2 separate regions of the Homo sapiens genome follow, and region 2 is linked to region 1. Evidence: chromatin contacts called from ENCODE Hi-C data. All regions are on one chromosome and are shown on one strand. Each heading gives the region's core, a stretch centred on a gene start or an enhancer-like site at or near the end of the contact. The rest is flanking DNA. Distances are from core to core; before and after follow the strand shown. Region 1 overlaps SDK1 (sidekick cell adhesion molecule 1). Region 2 has its middle 70 kb from the start of FOXK1.

Region 1 (3,873 bases), core at 429-2,928:
GTTACAACAGCGTCCCCTTTACTCTGTAAATCTCCCTTAGGTCATCCAAAAAAAAAAAAAGAGGAATTTCTGCCTCCAGGTGATTTGAGCCTCCCATTCTGCACCTCTTCCTAAATCTCTATAGAAATATCCAAAGAAAAAATAGTAGGGAAATAGTCTGCATTTCTGCTGAGAATCAAAATCACGACCACCCACACTGGAGCTCCTGCAGGACAGCATGAGCAAGCCCTGTCTAAGGGAGAGGCTGCCCAACCTGAAATTCCCCACCCGCAAAAGACAAGTCCACCTGGACACGAAGTGAAAGGAACCCCTGAGGAACCCTGCAAACTCCACAGAGGTCAGAATTCCGGGTAGGAGCAGCTTGAGGGCTGAGGTACAGGCTGGGCAAATCTGCAAATGCCTCGTGAAAGTGCACAGATGTTGCCATGAGGGGACTAAACGTGAACTTGGACCTGGCTCACCCTTGCTGTGGCTGGAAGCCCAGTGGTGAGCAAATAGGCACTTCCCAAACTTTGATGGCACCAACCTGGAGGACTTGTGAAGACACACATTCCCAGGCCCCATACCAGAGTTTCTGAGCTGGTGCCTCTGGACCGGGCATTTCTGGCAGGTACTCAGGGGATGCCCACACTGCCAGTCCCGGGCTCCATTGAGAGAACCTCTTGAGCACACTAAGTGCTGGTGAGAGAAGAGTAGAGCCCGGGCAACTTCTCGATTATTAAAACAAACAGGGAAAGGAATTCCTTTAGCCCCGTAACAAACCTCCCTTCATTCAATTGCAGTGAACTGTAGGCTCTCAATACAGCCTGCACATTCATTAATGTGGCAAAATAAAAGTGAAGTAGCCCTGATAATAAAGCTCATAATAAAAAAAAAAGTCCATAATAATGGGATCAATTTAAAGAACATAAAGAAATATCACCCTTATGAAACAGAACATTTAAGAAATTTCTGAATTACACTGCTTGAGATCAACCAGAGAATCTGAATCAAATAACTCATTGAGAGGAGTCAATAACACACTGTAAATATGAAAATGGAATCATCTGAGATCAGAAAAGACTACTTTCAGATGAGAATACAATTGCCAAAATTAACAATGCAACAGAAGCTCGAAAGAACAGACTGGATAGTGCATACAATCAAATCAGTGAACCTGGCTGGAATCAAGAGTTTTCTCCAGAATTCAAAGAAAATAGATTAAGTTAGCTATGATGAGGAAAAGATAAGCAAAATGGAAGATTGACCCAAAAGATCAAATATAAGCACAGTAGGAATTCCAGAAGGTGAATACACTGTAAGTGAAAGAAACACATTAATCAAATTAACAACGTGGAAAAACTTCCCCGACTTGGAAAAAGATTTGCATCTTCAAATAAAATGGACTTACTGAGAACCAGCAAAGGGAGCGCCCCACCACAGTTGCAGCCCAGTAAAACGTGCACGCTTTGTAAGCAAATCAAACTGACAAGAGTGCAGACAGATAAAACAACATATCAATCTAAAGAAAAGAAATGAAAATCCCAAAACTAGATTTCTTCTCTGGGACATTAAACACAATAACAGAATGAAGTAACATCTACGGAATGTTAATGAGATTACATTGTTTCAGAAATATTCTAAAGATGTCAGTCACTGGCCATACTCATTTCTCAAGGAGTCAGAGAGTTTTGTTCCATGTGACACCCAGTGGTATTCGGAGGAACATCTCACGACCAGCCCTGACTCAGCACTTACTGGTTTTCTTGCTGTAAGTAAATCCGGCACAGCCGATTTCAAGCTCCCAATATGACGTCAGTGAACTTGGAGCTGGGAGGAGGTGCCCAGGGTCAGCTCTCACTAGCTGGGGTAAGTGGGCTCCAGCACATCCCGACTGAATCCTGCTCCCAGCCCCCAGATCCATGGCTGCCCGAGCTTAGCTGGCCAGAACTCAGGACTGGTGGGAATCTGCCAATCAGACTCACCTTCTCCGGCGTCTTAACTAAAAGGCAGAGACTACCGTCAGCCACTGAAGCTGAGGGGCCATGACATAAAATTGAGTCTTATGGCAAAAGAAGTAAGCAAACCAGGCTGGTAAAGAAGAGAAGGGTGGCAGAGAGGCACAGAGGAGCATGGGTGAGAGGCCCTGCGGCTCCTGAGTAACAGGGGCTGGAATCCAGGGAGCTTCATTGCTTATTTACTTATTTTGGAGACAGGGCCTAACTCTGTTGCCCAGGCTGGAGTGCACTGGTGTGATCTCGGTTCACCACAGCCTTGACCTCCTGGGCTCAGGTGATCCTCCCACCTCAGCCTCCCAAGAAGCTGGGACCACAGGCACGCACCACCATGTCCACCTGATTTTTTTTATTTTTATAGAGATGGGGTCTGGTAATATTGCCCAGGCTGCTCTTGAGCTCCTGGGCTCAAGTGATCCTCCTGCCTCGGCCTCCCAAAGTGCTGGGATTACAGGCATGAGCCACCGTGCCTGGCCCGGGGAGTTTTAATTTCTAGTCTCTCAACAGGCCTGCAGGAATCAGCTTCTTGGCGCCTTTAGATTCCCTCATTTCCTTTTGTTCATAAAAATCCCCTCCCTCTACTTTTAAGCTGGAGCTAGCAAGTCTATAGAGAAGAGAGGTCTAGTTCTTATAGCTAAAGAGCTTAACTAGAACATCGTGTAACACAACAATTCCACTTCTGGGAATTTATTGTAAAGAAATAATGTTGATGTTTGCATATATGTAGCTACAAGAATATTTGCCATTCCGTCTAATGTGGTGAAAGCCAGGAACCAATCTAAATGTCCAATGATGGAGACAGGTTAATAAATTATGATACATTTGCTAAAAAAAGAAACTAGGCAGTTATTGAAAATGATAACATAGTTAATACTACAGAAATAATAAAATATGAAGTAAAAATGTTTACAAAACAGTGTGTGCTGTATGATCTCATTTTGCTAAAAAATGTATTTTTTATTTGTATGAGACATGAATGAAAATGTTCATAGCCACATGTCTGGGTTGTAGAATTATGAGTTACATATATGTCCTTTCTGTTTCTCTGTATTTTCTAATTTTTCTACATTTAACACTTATTGCTCATCTAATAAAAAAGAAAAATGAGCTCTGTGTTCCCATAGTACCTAGTTTATATCTCAACTCTAGGAATTGCAAACTTGATCTATAGTTTATCTGTTTCTATGTTGGCTTTCATTTGAGGGCAGGGGTGGTATTTAATCACTTGTGCCCCTCAGTGCCCGCTCCTGGCACAGAGAAGGGGCTCCAGTTGTTACCAAACGCCTTCTTCAGCACTCAATTGCGAGATCCATCTTCCCGTAAATAACCTCCGAGCAGTCACTTTATGTCCCATGCAATGCCATCTATTGTTATTTATCCTCCTCTTCACTCTCACTGCTCCCCCTCTGCATAGTCTCCCTTTACCCTGGGTCATCTTATCTGAGGCCATTAGAAATTAATCCTAAAACAGTCACTCCCGAATCTCCACCTGCAGCCCCAGCTTGCAGTTTAAGTGCCGCCTTGCCTCCGGATAGTTCCATCTTGGCAGCTAGAATGCAACGAATCCAAGCAGAACTTCTGTTTTGTCTTTTTTCCTGCCCTCCCACCTTAATCTGTTCCTTACATACTCCTGAGCTCTGAAAAGATCACCCTCACTCCTCTAGTCACTCCAGCTAGAAACACAGTCTTAGAAGCTACTCCCTGGCTCTTTCTCCCCGTAGATGACCATGTCATAAATCCCGCTGACCTTGACCTTGACCTTCCCCCCAGACTCCCAAGTATGTTCCCCTCTTACCACTCCTGTCTCAGTCCAAGGCCTAATGACATCTCACCTGCAAGACTGCAAATCTTTCCTTCAGATTGGTCTACATGCTGCAGC
Region 2 (3,873 bases), core at 905-3,404, 690 kb before region 1:
ACTATACTCCAGCCTGGGTGACAGAGTGAGACTCTGTCTCAAAAATAAAAAATTAAAATAAAACAAAATCAAGGTTCAGAAACACATGGGTTAAGAAGGTTTTTCTGGTTGGGTGTAGTGGCTCATGTCTGTAATGCCAGAACTTCAGGAAGCCGAGGCGGGTGAATAACGTGAGTCCAGGAGTTTGAGACCCGCCTGGGCAACATGGTGAAACCTGGTCTCTACAAAAAAAAAAAAAAAAAAAAAAAAAAAAAAAAAATTAGCCAGGCGTGGTGGTGCATGCCTGTGGTCCCAGCTACTGGGGCTGGGGGGCTGAGGTGGGAGGATCACTTGAGCCCAGGAGGTCAAGGCTGCAGTGAGCTATGATTGCACCACTGCACTCCAGCCTGGGCCACAAAGCCAGACCCTGTCTCAAAAAAATAAAAAAGAAGGCTATTCTGGGAACAGGCTTGTCTGCTGGTGGGTGCCGTCCTGATGTTGGCCATCCTAGACAGTGCATCTCGAGTTCCAAGCTACGGATGTGGGCATGAGCCCTGGAGTGTGGCCTGTGTCTGTCTGTGAACTGAAATAAAACATTGCAACCCGAGTCATAGCCAATCCTGGAAATGATGATGACTGCTTGCAAACACGTTGCAAGCCTCTTGCTTGTGCTTGCAGAAACTTGATACACAGGCCTGTGTGCGGGAGGCGGGAGGCCCGGGCCATTTGGGTCTCCCGTTTCTGAATCTGAAAAATGCTAGAATCCATTTTCCCCTCGGTTTTAGGTCAGGTTCCCCAGAAGCAAACTCTGTGGTAAGGAATTGTGTGCAAGCCACGTAGGAATGCCGTGGTCCCGGGAGGTCTGGAAGGGAGTAGGAGGAGGGGACCCAGGAGCCAAGCCAGAGTAAGGTCCTTTGGCAAAATCCCCCTGGGGTGGCTTTGGCCCAATCCTGCAGGAAGGCACTGCAGCGTAAGTTATGCCCCAGGGTCTGTCCAGACTCAGGCAAAGGGAGCGGGGCTTTCACTTTCTGGAATCTGCTCGCCATTGGCTAAGAGCTGGCTGGGGGGACAGGAACCCCAGGCACCTCTCAATTTCTGCTTGCATAGGCAGAACAGCTCCACAGGGGCCGAGTGTGAGAGACAAAGCACCCGGGAGCAAGGGGAGGAGGAAAAGAGTCGTGAGATCTGCAGGGAGCTCAGATGGTCTCTGCACAGTCATTCTCACCGGCACTTGTGGACATCGAGTCTACGATAACTTCATAGTCTCTCCTGCCTGTGCTCAGGACTCCTCGATGTCTCCATTTCTGAACTGGTGGGGGGTTGGAGGGCTGCTCTTCCTGCTGGAATCATAAATCAACATTGTCAGGTGCCAACGTGATGATAAATTGTTGGATGATATGCTGATAACGCATAGCGTTTTCATTTCCTCGGAAAAACAAGGCCAAAGACACTTTCGAATTGCAAATGCCAGCCCCGTTACAGGGGCGGCTGCAAGGAAGGATTTCTGGTCAGCAGATATGGGAAGTCGGCCCGAGAACACAGGCAAAGGAAGTGGGTTTCCTCTGCAGGAATGCAAAGTCACCAACTCCAGGCAGTCCTGGAATGAACCTTACACCTAGAGGCGGCGATGCTTGAATGCGGTGGTTTTCTCTCCCTGCCCTCTTCCTTCTTTCTGTCTAACACACACATATGTAATTGTCTTTTGAGATGTGTATTGGAGTATAGCATGTAGACAGAAAAACGTGCAAAGCAGGACTGTGAAAGGATGAAAGTGAACTCACCCACGTGCCTACCGCTCAGGTCAAGAAACAGAACCTCCCTAGCCCCTTAGAACAGCAGTCCCTAAGCTTTTTGGAACCAGGGACCAGTTTCGTGGAAGATAATTTCTCCGTGGGCCCGGGTCGGGGAGATGGTTTTGAGATGATTCAAGCAGATTACATTTATTGTGCATTATATTTCTATTATTATTACATTATAACATAGAATGAAATAATTCTACAACTTTCATAATGTAGAATCAGTGGGAACCCTGAGCCTGTTTTCCTGCAACTAGAGGGTCCTGTCTGGGGGCGATGAGAGACAGTGGCAGATCATCAGGCATTAGATTCTCATAAGGAGCAAACAACCTAGATCCCTCGCATGCGCGGTTCACAATAGGGTTTGCGCAGTTGATCTGACAGGAGACGGAGCTCAGGCGGTAATGCGAGCGATGGGGAGTGGCTGTAAATACAGATGAAACTTCACCTTCCTGCCCGCTGCTCACTTCCTGCTGAACCTCCCGGTTCCTAACAGGCCAAGAAGTGGTACTGGTACCAGGAGTTGCCTTAGCACGTTCCCTTGTGTCTATTTTTTTTTTTTTGAGATGGAGTCTCACTCTATTGCCCAGTCTGGAGTGCCGTGGTATGATCTTGGCTCACTGCAGCCTCCACTTCCTGGGTTCAAGCGATTCTCTTGCCTCAGCCTCCTGCGTAGCTGGGATTACAGGCGTGTGTTACGATGCCCGGCTAATTTTTTTTTTTTTTTAATTTTTAGTAGAGACGGGGTTTTGCCACGTTGGCCAGGCTGGTCTCGAACTCCTGACTTGCCTCAACCTCTCAAAGTGCTGGGATTACAGGTGTGAGCCCCTGTGCCTGGCCCCTTGTGTCTCTTTTCAGCCACTACCCATTTACCTCTAAGGGAAACTGCTATCGCAACATCAAACACCAGAGATTAGCTTTGCCTGCTGTTTACGCTTTATGGAAACAAAATCACATGGGATGTTCTCTTCACTGACTTAAGGTGACTTTTATGAGATTTGTCCTCATATATTACTATGCATAGTAGCAGTTGGTGCGTTTGCACAGCGGAATATATTTCCCATGTGAATATAGCACAAGTTACCCTTTCCGTTACTGATGGACAGTGGAGCTCATTGCAGTGTGGGCCATTGCAGACAGTGTGCCTATGAATGGTCTGGAACATGTTTTGGGTACACCCGGTATGGGTGCTGCTGGATATACACCGAGTGGAATTGCTGGGTCATGAATGTTTGTATGTTCAACTTGATTAAGGGCTGCCGAAAAGTTCCGAATGGAGGTGTACCTACTTAACCTCTACCAGCAATGTAGGGACCCCGGTTCCTCTCCAACCTCACCAATGCTTGCTATTTGGAACTTCCATTTTTATAACTCAAAAGAGTAGGATCATTAATTTCAATACTCCCCACCTTCAGGGCTGCTGCTACGTTTACAAATTTTTTATTTTTTTTGAGACAGGGTCTTGCTCTGTTGTCCAGGCTGTAGTGCAGTGGCGTGATCATAGCTTACTGCAGCCTCCACCTCCTAGACTCAAGTGATTCTCCTGCCTCAGCCTTTCAAGTAGCAGGGACCACAGGTATGCAATACCATGCCTGGCTAATTTTTAAAATTTTTTTAGAGACAGGGTCTTACTATGTTGCCCAGGCTGGTCTTGAACTCCTGAGCTGAAGTGATCTTCCTTCCTCGTACTCCCAAAGTGCTGGGATTACAGGTGTGAGCCACCACACCTGGCCTGCTGTTAATTCTTGTAACACCTTTGTGTGGATTAAAGAAGGACAGATTATTCCAACTGCTGAACATTTTTGTGACGTGCCATGGAGCATGACATGTGACTGCCCTCTGCTGGAAAACTGGGGAAATTCTTAGTACAAATCTTAGATGCCTAAGAGGACACCTCTTAGGTGTGGTGCCCTTGGGCAGTGCACACTCTAGACGACCATGCATGGTGACCCTGGCTGTTCTCTACTCTTGTCAACACATACTGGAGGTAACGGCGAGGACTGCGGTGGAGGAAGCCCAGTGAAAGTTCACAAAATGGTGGTCCAGGGTTGAATCTGGCCTGCAGTTATGTTTTATTTGACTCACAGTGTTAACAAAA

What was found. Hi-C counts contacts between places; a loop is a spot of excess contacts on that map. Pooled maps may share reads with other maps.
Region 2: a loop to region 1 is called in a map of posterior cingulate gyrus, with 3 times the contacts of the local background. The contact joins two enhancer-like sites. A Hi-C loop is called at or near these places in 1 of 168 maps with a recorded cell type or tissue (posterior cingulate gyrus) and 3 of 50 pooled maps.

The regions. Positions count from the first base shown.
Region 1 is chr7:3,920,281-3,924,153 of GRCh38, reverse strand. The region is part of intron 5 of SDK1 (sidekick cell adhesion molecule 1); the gene reads right to left. Among named protein-coding and RNA genes, the nearest start is that of SDK1-AS1, 570 kb to the right of the region's middle. Within about 2 kb of position 1,678, at least 5 of the 41 ENCODE cell types and tissues checked have a DNase peak (open chromatin) inside an H3K27ac peak, as active enhancers do.
Region 2 is chr7:4,610,773-4,614,645 of GRCh38, reverse strand. No RefSeq gene overlaps it. Among named protein-coding and RNA genes, the nearest start is that of FOXK1, 70 kb to the left of the region's middle. Within about 2 kb of position 2,154, at least 15 of the 41 ENCODE cell types and tissues checked have a DNase peak (open chromatin) inside an H3K27ac peak, as active enhancers do.